2 separate regions of the Homo sapiens genome follow, and region 2 is linked to region 1. Evidence: chromatin contacts called from ENCODE Hi-C data. All regions are on one chromosome and are shown on one strand. The core of a region is the stretch at or near the end of the contact, and the rest is flanking DNA. Distances in the headings are between cores, read along the strand shown.

Region 1 (6,681 bases), core at 212-2,711:
GGTCATGGCAAATCCATCAATGATGTCCTCTTCTGCCGAGGTGGACTCTCTCCGCTTCCTCCGCGGGGGTCTGGGCCGGGACGGGGCGGAGGACGGGGGCTTCCCATTGTCTTCCTTGTCGGAGCCCGACGACGAGGCGAGTGAGAGCGCCCGGGTCCGGCCAGCCCCGCCGCCGCCGGCCGCGCCGGCCCCCAGCCCGCCCCGGGAGCGCCTCTCCCGGTCTCGCTGCGACCGCGACCGCCGCTTTTTGCGGAGTCCATGGCCCCGCGTCGGGCCATCCATGGTTCTGCTGCGCCGGGGTCTCCCCGCTTGCCCGCCACAGGCTACGGCCGCAGCCACACAAAAAAAAATTGACACCGAGCCCTCCCTCCCCCTTCACGGCTTCCCTCCGCCCCGAGGAGGGCGCGGGGGAGACGGCGGCCGAAAGAAGGGAGAGAGGGGAAGAAAGAGAGGAGAAAGAAAAGGGGGAAGGGGCGGAGAGAGGGGAGGAGGGACGGGGAGCGAGGGCGAGAGGCGAGGAGCCCAAGTGTGGGGCTCCCCACAGCACCGAGGGTCGGAGATGCCTGGGAGCAGCGCCGAGCAAAGTAATGGCTGAACACACAGGTCTCCTTTAGAGGAAAAAAAAATAACTCACCAAGCAAGCAATAAATCAGAATAGCGGAATGCTTTGATCAAGAGACTGGGAGGCTCCGGGGAGCCCTCCCCGCGGCCATTCTCCGCCGCGCCCCCCGCCCCCCGAAAACGCCCGCGCCCCCCTCAACTCGATCCAAAATCGGGTCCGAAAAAGGTCGCGGGAAAAGTGGGGGCAATGAACTTCACCCGCCCCTCGCGCAGGAAAACACCCCCGCCGCCTCTCACACACGCCTCGGAGAAAACTCACTCCCAGGCTCCCAAATTTTTAAGAAATGCAGCCAGGGGAGGCCGGGGCTCCGGAGCGACCCAAGAGGGGCGAGACCCCCCAGAGAGGGGAGCATAATAATGCAATCATTAGCGGAAGAGAGGGCGAAACTGCGAGCGGCGGAGGAGAAGGGAGGCGGAGGAAGGGAAGGAGGATGCTGCTGGAGCAGTTGTGGGGTTTGCTTTTCGGTCTTCGAGGGGGGAGGAGAGGGAGATGAAAGAAGAGAAGAAGCAAACCCTGTCGCTGCCACCCGCCCCCCTCCTCACAAAAATATTTTTTCCAGTCCCAGAGAAGAGGTCACCCTTCCTCAAAAAAGGGAGGGGGTGAGTCAGTCAGTCGATGAGGAAAGCAGAAAGAAATCTCCAGCGGGAGAGACACCGGTGTGCCGCCGCCGCCGCCGCCGCTTCTCTCGCCGCCCCGCCTGAGGGAGAAGCGCAGCCGGGAACGCTGCTCTCGCCGCCGCCGCTAACGCTGCTGCTGCTGCCGCCGCCGCCGCCGAGAAAGCCCCGAGCCGGAGGGTGCACGGCGTGTCCCCGGGCGGCTGCAGCGGGAGCCCGGGCACTGCCCCATCCTCCGCCCGCCCGCCTGCCTCGCGCAGCTCCCGCTCCTCCCCCTCCGCGGCCAGCCCACCGCCGCCGCCGCCGCCGCCGCCCGCCTCAGCCCAACCCCGCGCCCGCCCGCTCGCTCGCTCGCTCGCTCGCTCGTTCGTGCTTTCGCTCGCTCGCTCGAGTGCGCGCGCTCCCGCGCACCCGCCCTCCCCGCGCCTCTCTCGGCGCGCGCTCCCGCCCCCGCGGCCCCGGCCGGCGGGATCACGTGGACGGCTGGGCTCCCTCCTCCCCCGCCCCCTCCCCAGTTGTAGAGTGTGTAGAAAGCAAAAGGCTGGGGGCTGGCCGCGCTCGCGAGCCCAGGGCATGCGCGCTGGGGCGGCCGGGCCTGCGCACTGGGGGCGGTGGGGAGCTGTGAGGGGGGCGGGGGCGGGGGCGTGGAGGGGGCGCCCGCGTGGGGTCGGCCGCGGCCGGGCAGAGTTGGCGCGCCAGGGCGTGGAAGCCGCCGGAGGATCCCGCCTGTCGCAGCGGGGACGCGTGTGGGCCCCTGCTCCCAGGCCACTTCGCGCGCGCGCCCCCCACATCCTCCTCGGGACACTTGTCCCTGGATCCTCTACCCCTGGCCGGCCCGAGGCCGCCTTCTCGGGAAGCCCCACCAGCCCCCAAGGGTGTTTTCCCTTGGCTACCTGCGCTGCGAGGAGAGAAGGGAATTCAGAGAAGGGGTACAAGGGGGGCGTCCCTGGGAGGGGGCGCGACTGGAGGAGACAGAACGGGGAGCGGGTGCCAAAGCGCGGGCCTTTGCTCCGCCTGGGCGCAGTGGGAGCACCAACTGGCAGAGTTGGAAACTTTTCCTCCACGTGGCACCACAGTGCGTGGACGAGCGACCCCGCGCCCGGATGACCCCTGGGATTCCCGCCTCGTCTTCCAGCGGGGGACCTAGGGACGCACGGGCGGCTTCAGATCCGGGAGCGCGAGGCCTAACAGCCGGGGGCCGAACTTGAACCTCGGAGGCGGCCGCGGGCGAGGGGCGGGGCCGAAGGGGCCGGGACCGCCGCCCCAGCTCGAGGACCCGTTAGACCGGCAAACCGCAGTCCCTGCCCCGCGGGCTTCCTTTACTTTTTGGGAGTGGGGGGCGGTTTCCCTGCTTTTTCCACCACAGCCCCTCCTCCCGCCGCAATGTGGCTGATGCTCATAAAAAGTTGTATTAAAGAGCTGACTGCAGCCGAGAATCGATCAACAAAAGCGACCAGCCTCTCTGGGTAAAATAGCTGTGCGTTTTTCAGGGCACTGGAATTGATCTATACGGATCAGAAAGACCGACAGCCCGCTCTCAGCAGCCTCTTGGATACGCTTCACTTTCTGTCCAGGCACATAAACACCACGGCACCAACCCTTCGTCCTCCCTAGTAGCCCATACTTGTGGAGGAAGAAAAGGAAAATAAACTGGCATGTATTAATTACAATGGGCCAGGCACCGTGCTAGAGCGCTGTGTATATGATTTCACCTCTTTAGAATACAAATGTGCACATTTTATTAGTATTACTGGAAGGAGGGTGGTAGAGAAAACAGTAAGGACGTGTTTTCTCTCACAATCTGACACATCTATGATTGAGTGATTGATTGTTTTTCATTTAACAATTATTAGGCCTTACCAGGCTTAGCAGGCACAGTTGTAGGTGCTGGGAATACAGCGTTGTACAAAACAGAAAAGATACTGCTTCTTGACGTTCTAGCAGGCAAGCCTCTCTCGTCTTATAATTCCTAATAACAATTTAATAGCTTGTCTTTCTCTTGTTTTAGGTCACACTCCTTCAGCTTCCCCGTTTCTGAATCCCAGGTCTGGATCTTTATGAAATCAGATGGAGAGATGGGGTTGGGGGGACGGGGGGGTCAAGTTGCCAGGAACAGAAAGGAACATCCACCCGACTGTGACAGATGAGCTTTATGCCAGTCCAGGAAACAAAACATTTGACCTTAGGCAAGACTTTTTTAAATGACTAGTTTTTTCATCTGTAAATCAAAGAGGTTCAATTAAATGTTCAAAATGTTCCTTTTCAGGTCTATCCACGGCCTTCTCAACAGATGACTTCAAGTTGATTTCGTGCTTTATTTCTTAAGAATAGTGACTAACCTAAGGGATCTGATTCAATTTATTAGGAACACAGTGCCACCTTCCAAAATTACTTACCTAAGAGGACTGAGCCTGCTGTCCCTGGAGCAGTTAGCTAAAACAGTGCCTCAGTACGGAGCGTACCTGTGTTAACTTCTAGAGTGCTGTTTCCGGCAGCTGCTGAAATCCACGCTGAGGTTATCAAGCTCATCCTACAAAATAAAGCAAGTTCTTCGCAATTTAAAGCAAAAATCTGGGCTTATTTTTAGGGTTTTGGGGGATGTGAAAGTTGTCTTAGATAAGATTCCAGGAAAGCTAAGAACTAACGATGCAATTACAGTCACCTTTCAACAACTTTGGGGATTGGGTTGAGGAAGGTGTGAAATTGGGAAATATAATAAAAGGTATTATATTAGTGACTTTCTAGAGTAGCCCTTGGCAGTCCTGTCTTTAAAGAGTAATAACTGGAAAAAAAAATGAATGATAATACACTGCATCCAAGAACCTTGCCTCTGGTGAGGGTAATTTGCAAACGCATTTTGGGATAATGTTCAGCATTCAATATAATCTTCCCTGGAATTAGCAATGCCTTTTGGGTCAGAGTTTCTTAGGTTTCTTCAGTCATACAATTAAAATTGTTTCTGGATTATATTGCCCATATTTGTTTCTAATTCTCCATTTTGCCTGTGTTTTAACTGCTAGCGATTAATAACTGCCATATAATAAGCTAAGCATTTATTATGTTTCAGGCACTGTTCTAACTGCATTAAAATAATATCTCATTTAATTCTCATAAATTTTGAGAAAAGTTTTATTATTCCTATTTTACAGTTGAGTAAACTGAGGCTTAAAGTTAAGCATATTGTCCAAGGTGCCTCCACTCCTTAGTCATAAGCTAAATTTGATCTGAGTGACTCCAAAACCTGTTCTCTTAATGGTTATGCTGAAATGCCCTTCTTAGAATGATTCCTCAGGAAGTCAAATGCTAGGTATATAGTACAACCACTTTGGAAAACTGGCAATATCTGTTAAAGTTAAACATATGAAAACCCTATGGCCCAGCAGTTCCACGCTTAGGAATATACCAATGTCCCATGTGTGCCAAAAGACTATTAAATCACTCAGAGCAACCCTATTCATAAATAACCCCCAACCAGGAAACAACCCAAATGGTCATAAACAGTAAAATAGATAAATAATTGGTGGTATATTCATACAACAGAGTACATTCTACCACACTAAGAATGAACAATCTGCTTCCAAATGCAGTAAAATATATGAACCTTACAAATGTGCTAAGTGAAAAAAGGGAGATGTACAATTGCGGGACTCCATTTATGTGAAGTACAGAAACAGACAAAAGTCATTGATGCTATTCAAAGTCAGGATAGTGGTTACCCTTGAGAGAGAGCTGATGACTAGGAGAGAACACCAATCGGCTTCTGGGGAGCTGGTAGTGTTGTTTCTTGAGCTGGGTACTGGTGTGTTCAGTTTGTGAAAATTCATTGAGCTGTACTATTGATATATGCATCTCTGTGTATGTAAATTATGCTTCAATAAAAAGCTTTAAAATGCTGTGTATATATAAATGCATATGAGTATTGCTTGTGTACATATGAGTACCTATATAATACTTCGTTTTTTTTTATTATTAATGACACTACCCAATGCTTATGAATAGTAAAATAGATAAATAAGATGTGGTTTATTTGGGACATAAATGAAGCTGGAAGCCATCATTCTCAGCAAACTAACACAGGAACAGAAAATCAAACACCGCATGTTCTCACTCATAAGTGGGAGTTGAACAATGAGAACACATGGACACAGGGAGGGGAACATCACACACTGGGGCCTGTTGAGGGGTGGGGGGCAAGGGGAGGGAGAGCATTAGGACAAATACCTAATGCTTGCGCAGCTTAAAACCTAGATGATGGGTTGACAGGTGCAGCAAACCATCATGGCACATGTATACCTATGTAACAAACCTGCACGTTCTGGACATGCATCCCAGAACTTAAAATAAAAAAAAAAAAAAAAGATGTGGTTTATTCATACAATACTATTTGCCAAATTTGTGCCCACTCTTAGTCATCACCTCCCTATCAAGGGTAACCACTATCCTGACTTTTAATAGCATAAATGATTTTTGTCTGTTTTTGTACTTCATATAAATGGAATCCTACAATACATTTGCTGTACAATGGAATACCATATAGTAAACCAAGATGAATTATATAGCATATTATCAGATTTCTTACTGGGTAGCATGAAAGTTAAAGCTTAAACTTGAAATGGCCAGTATGAATGAACTCATAATTCATACCAGCAAAAGCTTAGGTGAATTCTTTGCCCAAAAGATTATAGTTGATAAAGAGTAAAGCTAAAGAAATAATTCCAAAATAGGTTGCTTGTATAGTAGGGAAAACAGTCAAGTGGTTCTGGAAAATACAAAGGGAAAAAGTTACATCTGTGTTCAGGAATAAACTACTTAACTCAGGAGAGCCTCTTCAGTTGTGCTTTTATTTGAATCAATGATTAATACTCAAACTACATCTTGAACATTCAACCTTGACTAGTCAGAGAATATACTATTATAGCTCAGTGATTGAACTGAACTCTGAGCCTCACACTAGTAAAAGCTATTTTTGTATCAGACTTTCTGAATTGCTAAATTTTTATATCCCTCTGTCTTGCACTTTGCACTCTGCCAACATGGTAATTATTAGTACCTCATTCTTGATATTACATACTGGTTTGTAATATTTGAATTTATTAGGAAAATTGATTTTAACTCAAGGCATCTAAGGTTTATGTTTTGGTCGTTTATAACTTTCAGTTATTTTGTGTGCATTCCTTGCCGAGACCAGGATAGAACTGAGGTGGTTAATGGAGCTATCTCTAAGCCATTTCCAAGTGAGCAAATAAGGAGACTAACACATTTAACATCCTTTCTTTAACCCCCATAAGTTGTTTTTAATAATAACTATTCCTGGGTTGAAGTGATAACTTGCATTAACTGACAGGTAGCCCATCAGCAATAACATTGTTGTAACTTTGCCCTAATTATCACCTGCTGTTTTAATTTTTTTTCACATTGGAAGTTGTTTTTCAAACTGCAGTTTTA
Region 2 (6,138 bases), core at 1,063-3,562, 420 kb after region 1:
GTAAATTTCCTAGATCCTTACATTTTCTATAATATTTTGCTTCTACCTTCAAACATGAATAAAAACTTAGCCAAGTTTAAAATCTGTGGATCTAAACATCTTAGGCCTCCCTAGCCATGCGGGACTATGAGTCAATTAAACTTCTTTTCTTTATAAATTACCCAGTCTCAGGTATGTCCTTATAGCAGCATGAGAACAGACTAATATACCCACCCTGCTCTTTCATACCCCTGGGCAGCCCATCTGGCTCTCTACTGCATATCCTTGCTACCTGGGAACCCAGGACAGCTCCGGAGAGCCAAATCTCAGGGTGTCTCCCTGTCTGACTGATACTCTGCAGCGAGATTCATGTGACTGCACCCCAAGATGGTGCTGGGGAAACATGAGAGGCAAAACTCAGAAGTAGAGTCGTAGATGGCAAATGTAGTCTGGGGTCTCCTTTGCACTCTGTAATACCTTCATTTATCCATATATCTGCCTCCTGTAACACCTTCATTCATCTGTATAGCTGCCCTTCTCAGGCTGGAGAGGGGAAAATTGGCACATCTATATTAGAGGGTGAGATTTCCCCTTTCCTCTTTCCATCTGTATGTCTCTTAAATAAAAACCTGCAATCTAAATGATAAAAATAGTTGGCTTGGGTTGTGTTAGGGTAGGGGAGATTATGAGATTTAGACAAACCTTTCTTCAGAACATGCCTCGGGTTGCAAGGTACTGTCTGATGCAGAATCCCATTTTTGAATTTCAAAAGCTGAATTTTACTTCAGTGTCCTTTATGCTTTATTTCGCTAATAAACTCCCTTCAGACTGATAGAGTTTATTACAGGCTGATTAGGGCTGACTAGAGTATGAGGGTAGTTTACAGAGAAAAGCAACATGTTACTATGTTACCCTTAGATTAGATGACCCTAATATTTAAACATTTTATCTAATATGTATGTTATATGTAAATATACAAAATTTAACAAGTTGTAAATGATGATTATTTCTATTATACAGTAATAGTAGTATACTAAGCATTTTTTCTTTATATTAGCCTGAAATGTTATTTTTCCAAGCTCACTATAATGCATATACATTGCTTCTATAATAAAAGCACGGTAAGTATTGCTTACAAATGTTGTAAAAGCAAGAAGTATAGGGACTTACAAATGCCAAAGCAGATAATACATAACAAAATTCAAAATGGCAGTAACGGCTGGGCGTGGTGGCTAACGCCTGTAATCCCAGCACTTTGGGAGGCCAAGGTAGGAGGATCGCTTGAACTCAGGAGTTTGAGACCAGCCTGAGCAACATGGTGGAATCCCATCTCTACAAAAAGTACTAAAATTAGTCAGGTGTGGTGGTGCATGCCTATAGTCCTAGCTACTGGGGAGGCTGAGGTGGGAGGACCACTTGAGCCCAGGAGGCCAAAGCTGGAGTGAGCTGAGATCATGCCACTTCACCCCAGCCAGGGCAACGGAGGCAGACCCTGTCTCAAAAAAAAAAAAAAATGGCAGTAATAACTTGTAGGACAGAATTGTGAGACATAATATATTAACGACTTTATATACATAAGAGTCAAAATATAATTTTCCTTTAAAAACCCTTATGTTGGGAGGCTGAGTCAGGTGGATTGCCTGAGCTCAGGAGTATGAGACCACCCTGGGAAACATGGAAAAACCGTGTCTCTACTAAAATACAAAAAATTTAGCCAGACATGGTGGTGCAAGCCTGTAGTCCCAGCTACTCGGGAGGCTGAGGTAGGAGAATTGCTTGAACCTGGGAGGCGGATGTTGCAGTGAGCCGAGGTGGCGCCACTGCACTCCAGCCTGGGAGACAGCAAGACTCCATCTCAAAAACAAAATAGAACAAAACAAACAAACAAAAAAACAAAAACCCATATGTGTTTTTAACTTTTAAGTAGTCAGAATGTTCAGATGGAAAAATCCACTCACTTGTTCATATGTTGCTATGGCTGGTCAGGGGACTTATACAAACACGTGAAATAATGCAGGTGGCATATTTGATGTAAATGGTCATTGTTTTGTCTATAGGTACAGTCTTTCTTTAAGTTGATTTCGTTGTCTGTTTGTTTCTTCTTTTTATCGAGGGCTAATTCTGGAAGGAAAAATCTAGAATTCTGTTCCAAAGCCTGCCTTTTATCACTGTTTCTGTCTCTCTTCAAAGGAGAAGAATGGAAGGGCGTTACAAAACAGGAACCATAGCTTGTTGGGGAAGATGAATTACCAAGTGATGAATCAAACCAGGGCCACCGATGGTGCCCTAAATCATAAGAGTGGGCTGTCAAAGGAAACCCCATAGGAGATTTAGGACTTGGCACCACCTATCCATCTCATCCAGGATGCATTTAGCGACTCACGTGCTCATGTGTCAAGTGATATTTGGGGCCATGGACCTCTTGGGGCTCTTATCAAAAGCTTCTGTGACTAATTAGAAAGGAATTAGTCCCCCTGCCTTTCTCTGGAGCTGTGTGAATACTGTGAGATGCTAGAAGTGAATGTCTACATTCATGTCATTCCAACTCCATCCCAGCTGTTTAGAATAAGAGCCGGCTCTCTGTGGACTTCTCCATCTTTCTCTTGGAACTAACTAAAAGTCAGTTGAGCAGTACATCAACAGTTCTGTTCTTAAAAACTTCTGGATTATGAAAATAAGAATGACATTCCACGTCGGGGAGAGTGCCAAGGTGTCATTGACTATCCCATCTCGCTAAATTCCCGTATGGAAAGACCAGATCACCAAGCTGGTTCCTTCTTCCTGTTTTCAAGGATTGCCCCCTGAGCACTGGTGCCTAGGAAAAACCCAGCTCCCTTGACATGTTTTAGGATGGAATTTTCTAGAATCACCCATTTTTCTTTCTGACACTTCCACTGTCTCGGTTTGGTATCTCTCTTCGACTGAAGCTGGCTTTCTGCCACAGCTCTTGTTTAGTTCTCTCCTGATTTCAGGACGTTCTGTTAACTCTCTTCTTCAGCCAATTCCCAAGTGTCATCCATCAACAGTTTGAGCTTAGGCAGACACGTGAAGCTAGCACCCAGCAAAGTGGTTTGGAAAGTGATGATGTTAGGCAGAGTGTGGGTTATTTTCAAAACAAACCAGCTGAATTCAGTCAAGCAACCAAGCAGTTTGTAACTGGTTGGTTGTGATCCAAGTGTTGGAAGAGTCTATGTCTTTCAAAGCCATCTGTGTATATAGACACAGCGTTACTTTCCATAAACTGACATCCTTATCATCATTCCTCTTAATCGACACATTAATACTTCTTACCCTTTAGGTTTTTTTTTTCATGGTTGATGGTATATTTCATTAGGGAACGAATTTATTCTAATTAATTTGAGGCACAACATTCGTCTGTTAAACCTGATTTCATCTATAAAAAGAGGTTCTTTGAGCATGATAGAATTTTACAAGCACAAGCAATTTCAGTTGCAATGTCCTTCTAAGTCTGGGAACTGGAAATATAATTTGCAGTGAGCTCCATCTTCTTCAATTCATCCTCCTCCTTTTCTTCCTCCTCTCTCTTTCATTTTCCTTCAGGATCTCAGCACATCACATTGTTAATCTAGATTCCAGAGGCTAAACATTGCTAGGAATGGGGAAAGAACATAAATCACCTCTTTCCCCCACTTTTTCTGCTCTAATTTTAAATATGTGAATCATAATCCTAGGAAAATATGCTGGGTAAAGAAAGGAAATATATAGGGAAAGAGGGGGGAAACACATACCTGGTCAGATTTCCAGCCAGCTTCTGCAAGGCAGCCACCAGACAGGCTAATAACCTAAGACAACGTCTGACAGGTTGATATTTCGACCTTGGTTTCCTGAAAAATATTTTTGGGCCCAGAATATTGCAGTGCCTACCTGCCATGTGAAATTCTAAAAGCAGACTCAGAGAAGGCAAAGAAGAGTGACTAGAAAAAGGACAGCTTCTGATTTTGTCAATCTATTTTGCAGCTCATACAAGTTGTAGATTTAAATAATCTATGACAAGACTTCACGGGCTCAGTTTGCAGAGAACAATTTGCTAGCTGGATTTATCACTAGATTCAATTTAATTTTTTTTTTTGTAGAGACAGGGTCTTGCTATGTTGCCCAGGCTGGTCTCAAATTCCTGGCCTCAAGCAATTCTCCTGCCTCAGCCTCCAAAGGTGCTGGAATTATAGGTGTGAACCACTGCACCTAGCCTCTATGTTCAATTTTAGTGACTTGTCATAGTAGACCTTAATTTCTTACTTTTATTTATCTGCTTATGACTTGCCTGGGCCCTTTATGTTCTTGAGACCCCTCAACAGAGCTGTCCTCTGTCTGTTCTAATACAACAGTCCCCAACCTTTTTGGCACCAGGGACTAGTTTGGTGGAAAACAATTTTTCCACAGACAGCGGAGGTGGGGGGGATGGTTTCAGGATGATTCAAGGGCATTATATTTATTGTGCACTTTATTTCTATTATTATCACATTGTAATATATAACAAAATAATTATACAATTTGCTGTCATGTAGAATCAGTGGGAGCCCTGAACTTGTTTTCCTGCAAGTAGATGGTCCCATCTGGAAGTGATGGGAGACAGTGCCAGATCATCAGGCATTAGATTCTCATAAGGAGCTCGCAACCTAGTTCCCGGGCATGCACAGTTCACAACAGGGCTCCTGCTCCTATGAGAATCTAATGCCACCACTGATCTGACAGGAGGCAGAGCTCAGGTGGGGATGCGAGTCATGGGGAGCGGCTGTGTGTACAGATGAAGCTTTGCTCGCCTGCCTGTGGCTCACCTCCTGCTGTGCAGCCTGGTTGCTAACAGGCCACAGACCGGTACCAGTACTGGTGCCGGTCTGTGATTCAAGGGTTGGGGACCCCTGCTCTAATGGGCTTGCTTCTGAGGCCACAACCTGATCAGAGAAGACAGTTATACCTCTGGCTTTCTACCTCCCAGAATGCTGGGACCCCACACCTTTTACATTCCTTTCTTCCCCTTGGCCGGTCCCAGGTGGTTCAAGCATAGACAATTCTTGATAGTCATTGAGGTTTTCTTGAGTTGTCCACGGCACAGCTGCCCTGGGTCATGGACCACTGACCTTGACTTCCTTCTTTGCTCCAGTAGTGCTACAACTCCTTTGTTAGACTCTCCGAATAGAGGCCCTGGTCCTTTTGCTTCCTTGTAACTCCTACTCTCCTGGAACAAATTCCATCAGGGCTGCTAGAAAAAGGCTCGCAGAGCCACCATCTCCCTCTTGGAGGTCCGGGTCTTGCTGCTCCTGCAAGGTAAGAAGCTCTGGGGTATGTGAGAACACCTCATTTCCAGTTAAAGAGACAGAATAAGGAATGTAAGAGGTGTGGGGTCCCAGCATTCTGGGAGGTAGAAAGCCAGAGGTATAACTTTCTTCTCTGACCAGGTTGTGGCCCAGGAAGCAAGTCCATTAGCAGACAGAGCACAGTACTACTGACGGCTCCCAAGAACATAAAGGGCCCAGGCAAGTCATAAGCACAGAAATACAAGTAAGAAATAAGTGTCCACTCTGGCAAGTCACCAAAATTGAACATAGTGGCCGGGTGCAGTGGCTCATGCCTACAATCCCAGTGCTTTGGAAGACCAAGGCAGTAGAATTGCTTGACCCTCTTTCTACCAAAATAAAAAAAAATTAAAATGGAATGTAGTGATAAGTCCAGCTAGCAAATTGTTTCCTGAAGACAGAGCTCACAAAGTCCTTTTTTTTTTTTTTGAGATGGAGTCTCACTGCAACCTCTGCCTCTTGGGTTCAAGTGGTTCTTCTGCCTCAGCCTCCTGAGTAGCTGGGATTACAGGTGCATGCCACCACACCTGGCTAATTTTTGTATTGTTAGTAGAGATGCGGTTTCACCATGTTGGCCACGTTGGTCCCAAACTCTTGATCTCAAGTGATCCACCTGCCTCGGCCTCCCACAGTGCTGGGATTACAGGCATGAGCCACTATGCCCAGCCACGAAGTCTTATAATAGATTATTTAAATCAACAATTTCTATGAGCTGCAAAATAGATTGACAAAATCGGAAGCCATCCTTTTTCTATCACTCTTCCTTGCCTTCTCTGAGTCTTCTGTGTAGCCAGCATTTCTCTGAATAGATGTTCCTGTCTCTTTAACTAGCAATGAGGTGTTC

The links. Hi-C counts contacts between places; a loop is a spot of excess contacts on that map. Pooled maps may share reads with other maps.
Region 2: a loop to region 1 is called in a map of sigmoid colon, with 12 times the contacts of the local background. The contact joins the enhancer-like site here to the promoter of AUTS2 in region 1. A Hi-C loop is called at or near these places in 2 of 168 maps with a recorded cell type or tissue (chondrocyte and sigmoid colon) and 4 of 50 pooled maps.

The regions. Positions count from the first base shown.
Region 1 is chr7:69,593,255-69,599,935 of GRCh38, reverse strand. It overlaps AUTS2 (activator of transcription and developmental regulator AUTS2), which reads right to left and starts at 1,461. Exons shown (of 19, transcript NM_015570.4): 1 at 1-1,461. The coding sequence starts at 282. It overlaps CT66 (cancer/testis associated transcript 66), which reads left to right and starts at 2,312. Exons shown (of 3, transcript NR_148927.1): 1 at 2,312-2,889; 2 at 3,245-3,281; 3 at 3,503-5,132. RefSeq lists silencers at 148-217, 1,382-1,461, 1,482-1,901 and enhancers at 982-1,031, 2,212-2,291.
Region 2 is chr7:69,174,530-69,180,667 of GRCh38, reverse strand. No RefSeq gene overlaps it. Among named protein-coding and RNA genes, the nearest start is that of CT66, 420 kb to the left of the region's middle. Within about 2 kb of position 2,312, at least 2 of the 41 ENCODE cell types and tissues checked have a DNase peak (open chromatin) inside an H3K27ac peak, as active enhancers do.